Regions from separate parts of the Homo sapiens genome. Here region 1 is linked to region 2. Evidence: chromatin contacts called from ENCODE Hi-C or POLR2A ChIA-PET data. All regions are on one chromosome and are shown on one strand. Each heading gives the region's core, a stretch centred on a gene start or an enhancer-like site at or near the end of the contact. The rest is flanking DNA. Distances are from core to core; before and after follow the strand shown. Region 1 has its middle 270 kb from the start of FAM76B. Region 2 has its middle 220 kb from the start of SESN3.

The links. A loop is a pair of places that touch in the nucleus more often than their neighbours do. ChIA-PET counts read pairs that join two places held with the same protein, here RNA polymerase II (POLR2A). Pooled maps may share reads with other maps.
Region 1: a loop to region 2 is called in a map of mammary epithelial cell, with 4 times the contacts of the local background. The contact joins two enhancer-like sites. A Hi-C loop is called at or near these places in 2 of 168 maps with a recorded cell type or tissue (HCT116 and mammary epithelial cell) and 1 of 50 pooled maps. POLR2A ChIA-PET finds 5 or more read pairs at or near these places in 5 of 52 experiments (GM12878, MCF 10A, OCI-LY7 and 2 more).

Annotation. Positions count from the first base shown.
Region 1 is chr11:95,517,337-95,524,078 of GRCh38, forward strand. No RefSeq gene overlaps it. Among named protein-coding and RNA genes, the nearest start is that of FAM76B, 270 kb to the right of the region's middle. Within about 2 kb of position 3,980, at least 2 of the 41 ENCODE cell types and tissues checked have a DNase peak (open chromatin) inside an H3K27ac peak, as active enhancers do; they include mammary epithelial cell, where a contact is called at or near this core.
Region 2 is chr11:95,449,718-95,456,275 of GRCh38, forward strand. No RefSeq gene overlaps it. Among named protein-coding and RNA genes, the nearest start is that of SESN3, 220 kb to the left of the region's middle. Within about 2 kb of position 4,119, at least 9 of the 41 ENCODE cell types and tissues checked have a DNase peak (open chromatin) inside an H3K27ac peak, as active enhancers do; they include mammary epithelial cell, where a contact is called at or near this core.

The DNA of each region.
Region 1 (6,742 bases), core at 2,730-5,229, 67 kb after region 2:
CTGGTCAGCTTAAAAGCACGTGTTGAACTCAGCCATTAGACCCTAATAATGGCTTGACCAAAAACCTCCTTTCTAGGGAAAGAAATCTCACAGAGCCTTTTCCTTCGATTCTTATGCCATGTAGCAATAAAGAAAAATCCGTAGTTCTATTGTTAAAATAGTCTAGAAAAAAATTAAGTAAGGAGTAATTATTCACAGGCTCAGCATAGCAGCCCTCTCAAAAAGGAATTTTCTCTGGCTCACTTTGGGGGTTTTTGAACTTCATGTGGAGAGCAGTCAGAAAAGCAGCTGATTTAACTGTTCAAGAGAAATTTCATCATGCAGCTGAATTCAAGCACAGCTGTTGCTGGGCCTGAGTGACACATTGTGACAAAGAGTAGTATGCTCCATCCCCACCCCCATATCACTACCTCAGGCCCCAGGTACAATTAACTCCAGAAACACTCCAGCACCTGGAGGATCAGGAGGTTTGGGAGAGTGTAAAGGAAGTAGTCCAGATGTGGACATTGGCATTCTCAAGACGGGCTATGAGTGTGGAAAGCCTTTTTCCTCCTGCTTTGCAAACAGCCAATGGGGGACAGAAGGGAACTGGGGCCAAAGAGAAAGGACTGAGCTGATACCACCTGGTAACTACAGCTAACAGACCCTTATAAGGAAAATTGCAGGAAGCTCCTTCAGGGACTCTTCAGATACAGTAAGTCTCACTTCATGTCATTCACAGCCTCCTGGAAACTGTAACTTTAAGAAAGACAACATGTAACAAAACCCATTGTATCATAAGCTAATTGATAAAAGGAAGAGTTAATTCCTATGACATAGTTTTGGTCACAAAAACATCACTGGACTTCTAAGTAAAGACCAAAATACTTCTAATATTAAACATTGAAATAAATGTGAATTATATATACATTTAAGAAAGATTGATAGAACAAGTGAGACAATTATTTACCCAATTTTTCCAGTTCAGAGTAGCAGGTGACTGGAGCCTATCCAGCAGCTCAGGGTGCAAGACGGGAACCAACTCAGACAGGATGCCATTCCATCACAGGGCACATTCACATACACACTCACACTCATTCACACTGAGACGATTCAGACACACCAGGTGAACCTGATGTGCACAGCTTTGGGATGTAGGAGGAAACTGGAGTACTCAGAGAAAATTCAGGCAGACATGGGGAGAATGTGGGAACCTGTAAACTCCACACAGACAGTGGCGCCAACCAGGAATTGATTTTTTTTCTCATCAACGTTATAACAAAACATCGGTCATGGGAGACGTTAAGGCCCCTACCAGGCCCAAGGTAATAATCAGAGAGATTTAGGTGCCCTCCCATATCTTTTGTTGCCTGTACTCCAACTTCAAAAGCTCCCTCAACCTCAGCGTGCCTGGAGCTAGACTCTTTTTGTTGGTCATCAGGACAATTAAGAGAGGAGTGACCTCAGGCATACAGACCTCTGTAGCTCTTGGTGCTGCCACATGGCAAGCTTCCATATCCCTGTGCCTTGCAAAGCATCCATGAAACAGCTCTTCCTGAGTATCTGAATACCTGACACTCCCTCATAACCCGCACCCCACGGAACTCAGAAAGGAGCCATGAGGACTGGCCCAGGAGATAAATCCTATGAGAAATATCACCTTCTTCTTAGAATTATCCCTCTTCTCTGCCTCTAGTGCCTTAGAGTCCATTTGTCAGTCTGACTTTGCCCTTGGCCTAAGTTCTCTCATAGTCTTTCATGCAAATAGATTGTTGGCAGAGTCATCCATCCAACCTGCCAAATATACTCTGACATGTCTTAATCTCACCAGACACAATTTAGGTCAAGGTTAAGAAGACTAGTAAGATGAGATAGAACCTCACTAGTATCAAAAGACATGGCTGACAGTTTCAAAGTCTCTGGCCACATTGCTTTCTCCCTAATTACCTGAGGACCCTCATTCAAAGTATCCATGTTTGCAGAGTGTTCTTGAGATGGGGATGCAGCTTGTGTTTCCCTGCATCTGTTCTTTCATACAGGACATAATTGTTAAAATAGTGATACAACCAATAGAAACAATGACCTATGGTAGCAGCAAGATAGAACCAATTTATTCCAACTTAGAGAATAAGGTAAGATTTTACAGAAGCGGTAAATGTGCAGTTAGGCCTTTTAAACATGGGCAGAATATCAACAGGTGAATGAAGCAGTAAAGGCATTCATTATTTCACCCATTCTACCAACATTTATTAAGATTCCATTATGTGTCTAGGCACCAAGGTGTTCTAGGCACCAAGGACATGTGTGAATAGGACATCATTCCTGCCTTCAAAGGGCATGCAGTACATTCATCTTGGGCTGAAGATACAATGTAAGCAAAGGCACAGAGTTCCAGAGGTATGTGGCAAGTTCAGTGAACAATATGGCTAAGACCTAGGGTCCACTGTGTATGAAGGCAAGTAGGAAAGTACCAGGGAATACGAGGCAGGGAAAAAGTCTGGGGACAGAATACAGAGGATTTTAATATGGCAGTAATAAGTTGAAAGTTCATTATGTGGGCTATAATAAGTCATTAACAGTTTGGAGTTGAAAAAGGGCATGGTCAATTTCTATTTTAGTATAAAGCATTCCATTGGCCTCCTATTGCCTAAAAAATGTCAATGGCTTCACATTACTCATGGGTTTAAGACCAAAATCCTTAGACGGATTCAAAGGACTTGCAATGTCTCCCTTTCCTTGCTGCATGTGGACTTCAGTGATCTTGTATTATCACACCATGCCACTCCCCACCACAGGGCCTTTGCACAGTTTGTTTCATTTTTCAGTGAACCCGTTCCCCTTTACTTAATTAGCTTCTTCTCCTTCAGATCTCAGCTAAGTATTTCTTTGAGAAAGCTTTTCGTGACCTCTACCGTTAGTCCTTACTAGGTCTAATCCCTTAGTATATACACATAATAGATTTGTGATCTTTTGTTACTCTCTATGTCCTTCAGTAGGCTATAATCAATGGCAGAGACTCTGTTTTGTTCATTATTTTCTCTCCAGCGCCTACTACGGTGCCTGGCATATTGTAGACATGCAATAAATATTTGTTAAAAGGAAAGGAAAATAGAAAATCTTTTTAAAATAACATTGTAAAAAATGGTTGTGGGTGAGGGGTTTGGCTGTAAGCGTTGCAATCACAGAAGAGGCTTCACCCACTGACTTCATAGTCAGGCATGCAGTTGTAAATTAATAATAAACTCTCCATGTGGCAGCCATGGAATCATCAGAGTGTTAAGTCTTTCTCTAGCAGCTGATTAGGCTGAATTCATGGGCTGATTAATCTGTCTCTCCAAGAATCATCTCAGTCCAACGCCTGGGTACGAAAAGGCCCTATTGTTTTCCGTTGGTTAATTAAGTGCAATGGCCGGTCACAGATCAGAAAAGCGAAGGTATCATATTGAGTGAGAATGTGCAGAGAGTGGAAATGCAGTGTATTTTAACTGTGTGTGAATAAAGGGGTTAACATTAAAATTACAGAAAAGAGACAGCCCTAGGAAAATTGCTTTATCACAACTGTCTCTGAAATTGTGAAGGGTTAGAATAAGTGGGATGATGAATCTGTGCTTCTCCCTTCCCGCTGATGACTGCATGAGAGGAAATGGGCTCAATCTTCAGGGAGAGAAATTTGAGCAAATTATTTCTCAACAAATTTCCAGAGGAAGTGTGTAAAGTCTTTGTCTCTGGATAAAGAATAAAGGAAAACTGGTAACTATCACTGCTCTGCTGATGAGCATTGTCCTGCCTTAGAATGGTGTGGGTGGTGAGGAAGGTACACACCGTTCCCCTAACCAACACTTCCAATATTAGGATTTTGTTGCCATGCAGGGTTCTGAAGCCATAGAATGACGGCTCTGCATGACATTCCTTGTTTTAATCTGGTAATGCTTTGCAAACCCCATGAATCATCAAATATGCCATGCTTGAGAGATTTTGACAAGTTTTATGAGTCCACCTAGTGCTATTTATTTTTGTTCTCTTTCATTCCTTCTCTGTGGGGAGGAGCACTTTCAAGGGCATCCTTCACAGAATTGGCCAGATGCCATGGTGGCAAATCTAAGTTCTATCATCCTGAGGCAAGAAGTAGCACGTTTTGCTCTTGCCAACTCCTTGGTATGGCATTAACATGACGGATGGAGCCAGCTATTTGCACAACCAGTAACCAGGGCAGATTCTAGGAACTGGGGGTGAGAAGATAAGACACTCCTTTTAAACATAAATATCCCGGGAGGGGTGTCCCAGATCCATGTGTTTGTTGGGGATCTACCTGTTACAGTTTTACGATTCACCCACAGGCTCTATTCAAAATATTTCCAGCATGGCACAGTGCCTGAATTATCTTCCATGATAATTCCTTCTTTGGGGCCTGGCATTGAAGGAACTGCGAATAGGCAAAATCACTATATGGAAGTAGTAGCAAAATAGTGCTATGAGTTTTATCATTTAAGTATTAGTTTAATTGGCTTAATTATCTAAGTCTGTATTGTCCAATTGAGTGGTCACCAACCACATGTAGCTACTGTGCACCTGAAATGTGACTAGTGACTAAATCATCACCGTCTCTTTCATTTTAATTTCATGAGATTTTGATTAATACTAAATCCCAAAACAGAGTGGGGAATCTATGGTCCGTAAGTTTGAGAAATTAGGTATTTTTTAAAAATTAACATCATTCTATATTGCGCAATTTTTAACATGCCAATGTTCAATTTGTCTTTCTCAGAAGGGGATGTCATAGGCAATTTAACAATGATACCTAACCACGGAATAAATTTTGTTGTTTCCATAGGATATCTTGAGGAATACCATTTGGGAAATAACTCTCCACTTGGAAAGGACCAGGAAACAATAGTCAGGCAGAGAGCACCGAGATCTATGCCTTTACTGAGAGAAGATGTGTCTCAAAAGCAGAGCCCTGGGCTGTGAGCTGCAGGGAGTTAGGACTCAGCTTCCTTGCTATGTACGTGTTCGTGTGGTTTTGAGGAACTTTGACATCCCACCAACTTCACCTATCACGTTCATCCCAGCCTAACCTTAGTGTCACTTTTCCTCTTCCAAGGGATGAGTGGGTTTGACCAGCTGAGCTATATGATGTTTTCCAGGTTTAAAATTCTATGGTTCATTCATTCTGATGCAAATCTTTGAAATTTCCTACTTTTTTTTTTAACACTTTCAACCCCTAATTGGATAGTGTCTAAGTAAGTCAGAATATATGCCAAGGTGGATCACAGAAATGTTTTTCTCCTTTGAATACCTCCTAAATTTAAGGGAGGAAAGCAGACCATGAGGAAAAGCATACAATCCTGGGGGAACCAAATATACCACCTTGGTTTGTGAGACCAAACCAGAAAGGAGAATGTAGAAACTTGAAGAAAAGATAAAGCCATTACTTGTAAGGAAGCAAAGTGGTCTGCAGGGACTTTAGATGATAGAGTTTATCTCGATGATAATTTCTAATTCACTGATAGACCAGGAGCAGAGAGTGGCTGGTGAGGTATCTATGTGTAATTGAAAGTGGCATGATTAGAATCAGAGGTACCAATCGTCGACCATAGCAATTATCCAACTGAGAGGTGTTGGCCAAGGAGCATGTTTAAGTCTTTGGCTTGGACAACCAGGAAGATGGAGATGGGAGGTATTCATTCCAGGAAAGAGAAAGTAATGAAGACTGAGCAGGCCTAGATAATAGTAGCTTCAAGTTAGGACATGTGGACTTTGAGATGGCTGGGACACTGTCCAAGTGGTGATGCATAGTAGGAAATTAGGGATCTAGATCTGGATGTTAACAAAGAGGACTTACCAAGAGATAGTCGATATTAGAAGGGAAACGGCTCACTGAAGAGGCAGTGTAGGGTAATGGTTAAGAGAGGGACTTTAGGAACTCTAACACTTCCTTGCTGTGTAACTTTGACCAAGTTACTCTACTTCTTTACGCCTCAGCTTCATCATCTATAAAATAACTGTTTAGTTTTTACCCAACAGAGTCATTGTGATGATTAAATAATGTAGAACATGTAAAAGAATGCATGGCATTCCTAATAAACATTATCGTTACTATTTTCTCCTTTTCGAAGATAAGGAAAATAAAGCTAAGAGTGGGTATATAATTGGCTGACTGTGACACAACTACTAAGTGGCAGTGTTGAGATTCAAGTCCAGTTCTTCCTGAGACATATCCAATGTCCTTTCCACTATATCACTGCAGCCAAAAACTTCAACCATTCAATGCATCACTCCTCATTTGTGAAGTGGGAACATAACCATATGTACTTTATAGGGTTAATATAATATTTATAAAGCATTTAGAACAATGTTTGGGACATTTTATGTGCTGTCGAGTGTTGCTATTATTAGTAGTAAGTAATAGCAATAATAAACACTAAAAACATTTTTCCTACACTCTGCTGTCTGGTAAAATAAAAGTGCCTCCATTTTAAACTAACTCAAGCAAGATATATTTGGGCTAGAATGGGGTAGGTTGAAGGAATCAGCAGGGGTGGGTCCGGTGTTCCCTTTGCATCAGGAAAAGATGAATCCTAGGAACATTGTGAAGGAGCTGAGTGGCGCCGGCAAGGCCCAATTCTTTGGTCTGAATACATGGGCTTGGGAGGGGGTGGGTAAAGTAGAAAGAATTCAAATCTGCACATCTCCAGTGACAGTTGCCACATTTGGGATCAACTGAAACACACTTTCATCCAAGTACTAACCAGGACCAACCCTA
Region 2 (6,558 bases), core at 2,869-5,368:
AGGACTTGGCAGTGGAGGACCTCAGAAATCACCTGTGACTCTATTTTTTTTCCGAAAACTTTTAAATGTGCAGATAAAGGACAATTTTCTGTCTCCATTAGAAGGATTTAAAATGGGGAAAGGCCATGGAAGGCCAGGAAATATAAGGACCATGGATCCTTGGCAGGGCATGAGAAAGATACAGAGGGAGGTAAAATGAGTTCATTACTGTGAGAATTAGGTCAGAAGACAGACTCTTTAGGTAGGTGGCAAAATAGGTAGGTAGTTTAGATTGGGAGAAATGGGAAATTACAAAACCCAGGTTCCTGGAAGAGCCTGAAAGGGAAGGAGAAGAGGTTTATAGTTCACCTGATACAGAAAAAGATACCACCAGCTTCTTGGGCATCCAGCAAGAAGCAGTAAAGGGAAACTTTGACCAAGACATCTTGGTAGGATTTTTAAAAAAAATGAATAATAGAGTAGAATCTGTTACCAATTCATGTACCTGGAGTTGCACACCAAAGTGTGGTCTAGCAAAAAGACTCTCCAAGCTTGAAGGCTGTAGGCCTGAGTGTCCTGGCTCCCTTCCTAACCAGCAGTTTGCCTTTGGGCCAGTCATTTAAACTGTCTGGCCCTGGTTGCCTCCCTGGGTATGGGAGTAGATGATCTCAAAGATTCCAACATGGAGGATTATTACATCTTCATAGATTGTCACTGCTGGTGACAGTCAATCCCATGAAGACTGGCCTGAGAGTAAATAATGGGGTTCAAGATCCTTAGGAAGAAAAATCTGAGGCTGTAGTCAAGGGAAAAATTCCGCCTGGGAGGGTATTGGGAAGGGAGGGAGCTGGAGTTCCAAGGCTCTGGGGCTCTGCAGTGTGCTCCTATGACCAGTGCAGCTTGCATGATTGAAGATATTGTAGCGTCAACTGCCTCAAAGACTCATAATCTGCTGTTGTTTTTTTTTTTCCTTTTATCTGCCCAATTTGCCCAAGTCCTCAGATTGCATTATTGTTCTTATCATTAATTCCTTCTTTACAGTGCAGCAGTTTTAATTAGATTCATTTCCTGTTTTTCCCTCTCAGGGAGCAGTACATGATGTCTGATGGCTCCTGAGTGCCTGGAGAGGGTGTGATAAAGAAACTCAGTGCAAGTGGATAGTTCAAGGAGAGAGGAGGGTAGGCAGGTCAGGATAGGGGTGAGGATGGGAGAGGAAAGAAGAGAGCCCAGCAGGCAAATCTTGCTCTAGCTGTTGATTCCTCATCAGCACCCAGTGACCCAGCCATGAATAATGCTGTTGGCTTGGAGAGACCACCCCCTAGTTGAGTCTGGAGTATTTCCCTAGCCTTGCGTCAGCCTTGTTATTTATCTGACTCTTCATTTCCTGGACGGTTTCGGCTGGGAAGAACCTCTTTAAGCATTGATATGCCAGTCTAATTACAATTAATAAGGTCAGAAGCTGAAAAATTTATTTGATATTCCCACCTTGTGGACGGATTCAGACCTGAAGAATCAAAAGCTTGTCTGACCTCAGTTTTGAGGCCTCTGACCTTGCAGATGCCAACCACTCTGGGATGCTCTGTGGGAAAGTGGATTGTTGCATTTTTTAGGATTCAATTTTATTTTTTGTCATTAAAAACATTTTTTAGGGAAAGGCCTTCCAAAGTTCCAGGCCAAGGAGCAAGACACAGTACAGCATTCAACTATGTTCAAATGTGCCTCTCATTAGCTGTTTGATCTTGGCCAAGTTATGTAACCCATCCAATCTCAGCTTCCTCTCTGGTAAAATAGAGCTAATAATACCTACCACATGGAAGTGCAATGGAAAATAGATAAGATAATGTATATTCTGATGCCAAATAGCTAAGTATTATCAGCAGTTTAGATCCAGGAGAGCCAAAATCAACATGGTGAGAGTCTGTGTAGTGAGGAAGGAAAAGAGAAAAATAGGAAGGAAAAGAGAAAAACCTCAGTTATGAAGGTCCATAACTTAGTGGGTCTAGAATATATGCTTTAGAGTCAGATCTAGGACCAACTTTCAATTCTGTCATTTATTAGATGTGTGATATTGGGAATTATTTTAATTTCTGAGCCTCAAGTTTCTCATCTGCAAAATGGGAATAAAAATCACATCTGCCTTATCAGGCTGTCTTGAGCACTAAATGAGATAATGCTTTGTGGCTGAGACTTGCTAGATACCCAACAACCTTTTCCCTTTTCTTCATGAGTCACCAATAGACTACATTTCCCAACTTCCTTGCATCTAAGTGAGGCTTTGTGACTAAGCTCTGATGAATGGAATGTGGATAGAAGAGATATAGGCTACATTATCGAAGGCTTATCCCCAAAACCTTCCTTATAATCCTCTATACCCTCTCTTTCCTCATCTACTGGTAGATTCAGAGGATCCAGAAGAGAACTCTAGGGTTCAGAGAAGGCAGAGCCACTGTATGGAAGGAGCCTGGGTCCTTGAATGACTGGAGCATAGCACTCCCCGCTCTGCCCCTCTCAATCTGTATTGGATTATGGTTTAACTACTGATATTTTAGAATTGCTTGTTAAAACAATTAATCTGTCCTGACGTATTTATTCTCATAAAACACATGGTAATTCTTCAATAAATGTTAGTGATTATGATTATGATTATTTGCTCCTTGGCTGGAATGGCTGAGTGAGCAGTTCCATAATTTAATAAACTTAATACTACAAGTGTGTTTTTGTTTTCTCTCCTGGCTGGAAGATTAACTGCTAATCTTTGGATTCCCTAAAAATGATATTAATAATGTCTTCATTTATTTGTCTAATTCATAAATATTCACTGTATGCCTACTCTTTATACAATTTTATTAGTTGCTGGGTAATGCAGGGATAATATCTTCATGAAATCTTTAATTTCACAAAGAGGGACTGGTATACAACTAGCTCTATTATGATGTAGAATAAAATGTGTGCTTTAACTCTCACCTAATCATCATAAACTGTGGCCTGTAACACTTCACTTCTTAAGAAATCTATAATACTCTTTCAAAGTTCAACCCAGGGTAGGATCTATGGGAAAGTTTTGCCACTTTCCTGGCAACCTAACCTCAACCTTCCATGGTCAGGAAAAGAGAAGGAGGGTTAAGTGGGAGCTGTTGTTTCATTGGAAACCACGTATGTGTTTACATGGTGCTGCTTTGTGGCCTCTAGAAGCCTTCCCAGCCCCTCCCTTCCTTTCTCTCTTCCTCCCTACGATTGTGCGATTGTGTGGCATCGCCGGCATCTCCTGGAGTTTGCTCATCTGTCCTGCTCTCCCAGGGCAGGGTGAGCGAAGGCTTAGCTGTGACAATCTAGTGCCCATTTTGTTCAACTTTGCCATCTCCTCTTCCCGGAACTCAGCTGTTTTATTTGTAAAATAGGCCAAATTAGATTGGAACTCAGGTCATTGGATATGTAGCATTCCCTTCTATCCATTACAAACAGCACTAATGAATCAACGCATTCCTTTTGCTGAGCCTGAACCCACGCAAGCCTTCACAAACTCAATACCCACTTCCAAGCAGCTCCACCAAGCTATCAGACTTGGATCCAGAGTCAGATGATCTCCAGGCATCTTTGGTAATGACAATAATACTCTCTGACCCCCTTAAAATGTTTTTTAAGGCACTTTTAGGTAGATAATCTCATAAGCACTCTGAGAGTGGGGTGGCATCTGTTATTTTTGTCCCCTAACCTCACTGTGCTCAGCTCTCAAGTCTCAAGGAAAGCTCAGCAAATATTTGAGAACTGAAAAAGACCCTGCTCCTCCTGACCCCTCCTTCTGATCTTTGCTTCTATTCCCTCACCAGTATGTCTTTTCACAGTCACAGGTACTAGTCTCATTCTCACTGCCTGTTTGACCTGGAATTACGTGAGCTCATAGGTTCATCTAGTCCATCCCTCTGCTCCCAAATAGGCTATTTCACATTCCAGCACTGACAAGTGCTGAGCCTGTTGAAGAAGGACAGCTGTCAGGCCCAAGAGCCCTTTCTTGGAATGCCTGCTGGTAAAACCAAGATCATTGGGCCTGTTTGTGGATGACTAGTTGGCTTAAAGGATTCCAAATCTTGCCTGTGGATTTTTCTTTCTGAACATATCATTAGATCTGAGGGTGTGCCAAACCAGCTCGGAGGCAAGGCTTTGTCACTGCGCCTTTTCATTCATTATTATTTCTCAGGCAGATCTATTTCTCATTGACTGGGGCCTCTTGGGCCCCTCCCTTGCCTTGTCATGCTCAGAACAGCCTGTTTGGCCGCCCTCCAGGGACCGCACTGGCCCAGAGGTGCTGTCGCCTGCCTCTCCTGACTGGTGGGGACAGGCCTGAGCTAAGGCTGCCTTTGTTCTTTCACAGTGGGTTATTTTCCCTTGGGCTTGGATGGCTCAGCAAAAGTTACTGGACGCTCGGCAGGGTGGGAGCCCTGAGCTGCACAGTTTATATTGGAAACTGTGGACATTGTTCTGGATCATCTGCATGGTGCCAGCATTTTTCCTTTTTGTCTGACAGGGTGAATAGTATGGCATGGGAATGGGGTGGGGATAGGGTCAGGCACGAGTCCATGCAGTCTGCCTTGCATTGCGCAGAGTTCTTTCCCAGCAGTGCCAATGCCGGCTCTGGCAAAGGAGGGGAGTGACCCAGGGAGGGCGTTGGTGAGACCGCTGTTTAGACTCAATCTTTAAAACCATAGACACCTTCAGGCACAGGCAGGACAAAAGGAAAAGAGAGAGGATGACAGGGAAACAAAGATGGTAATAGATTTAGGGGCATAGGAGAGAAGGTAGAAAATGAGAAAGTGTTTCTTCAATGAATCCCTTCTAGATATTACTCTAGTCATCTCATTTGAGGTCCTACAGCATCTATTATATATACCAAATCTTTCACTCCCTACTGTATACAAGTGTGTGACTTAAATTCCGCTCTAGGCTTGCTTTCCCCTCAGAGATTCTCCTACTCTTTGGCCTGAATTCTACTTCACAGTGAGTGTCCATCAAAAGCTCTTTGCTATACTGTCTCCCAGCCTCACTTCCTAAGCATTCTCAGAGCTTCCACTCCTGAGACTACGTGGCCTCCCTTATCGCATGTCATCTACCTCAAAGCTGCCAATTTACTTGGGGGTAAATCAAATCCACTTGAGCCACAAATCTCATCAATGCAGTGAGTTCACTAAAGAGTTGGGAGTAAAGGCATTATCCCAACACAATTTATGGCTGCAGTCTTGCAACTAGCTCTTCTCTTTTGACTTTGCTACCTTTCTCCTAAGTCTATGCCTCCACCTTGCATTTCCCTTGGTGTGAAGCTATCTTTTAGCTCTCTCTTTTCCCTTCTGACACTATTTGACAGTGAATATTTCCTGTGCTAACCTCTGGAAAATAAATACATGTCCTTCCATTTGGATAGCACTTTAGAGTTTACAAGATGTTTTCATAAACCTCATTGTAGAAAAATCTTCACAACGATCTCATGAAACTCAGATTATAATCCAGCTGATTTCTGCACTTTAAATCTAGGTTGTTTTCCCCCATGTTTAATGACCATCTACCTCTCAGGAAGAACCAGGAACTCTTGCAGAGTTAGGACAGGGAATGGGGAGCTGGGTCTCTGAGGGTGGGGTAGAGGGTGAGAAGGTCTCAGCGGGTAGAGGCCTTGGTGGTGAACAATGCAAATCTTACAGAAAACTTTTTACTTCAAGCCACCCACATTTTTTTTTCTTTCTCAGGCCCCAATATTTGCCTGGTTTATTTCATTTTCTCTTTTGTAAACCACAGCTTCTAACCATGGTTACTCTTGATTTACTCATTCATTCCTTCATTCATTCCCTTGCTCTTTACCCAACATTTCCTGGTGTCTACAACATTCCAAGCAGTGGTGCTTCTCTTTCCTGTGGAGAAGCACAGGCTGCTGCACAGCAGTGGGGCTGAGGTTCCTGTCCTGGGAGCTGGAAACAGCCCCGTGGAGAATTCTAGCAAAAGGACGTGAAAGGGCCCCTCCTCTGCAGCAGATCAACTTCCCTGTTTTTCATGGACATCCTCTGGCAAAGATTAAGACCATATGTTTTTCTATTAATATACATAAGATTGAGGAAAGACGTATCTTCATTCCAGAGAAGCACCCAGAGCCCTCCGTCTTCCAAGAATTCCTCAGCCGGAAGCTCAATGTGGTGGTCATGCAGCTACTCCTCTTTCATGTGCCTTCCACACATGGCTTCCACAATACCACACCTCTTGCCTTTCCCTCAATCTCATTGGTTGTTGCTGCTCAGAGGCTTTGAAGCTTTTTCCTCTTCACATTGGAGGGCTCCAGGACTCAGTCCTTTGTCTTCTTTTCTTCCCGAACTACCCTCTCTCCCTCGGTGATTTCATTTGCTCTCATGCCTTTAAACACCATCCACATGCCAACAACTCCCACATTTATTTCTCCATCCCAAATCCAGGCTAGCATGTCTAACTGCGTAACCGACATTGCCACTTTGATGTTTAATAGATATATGAAGTTCTGTATGTCCAAAAGAAGCTCTGAGTTTTTCCTCACAAGCCTACTTTGCCCATCACTTTCTCCATTTCAGT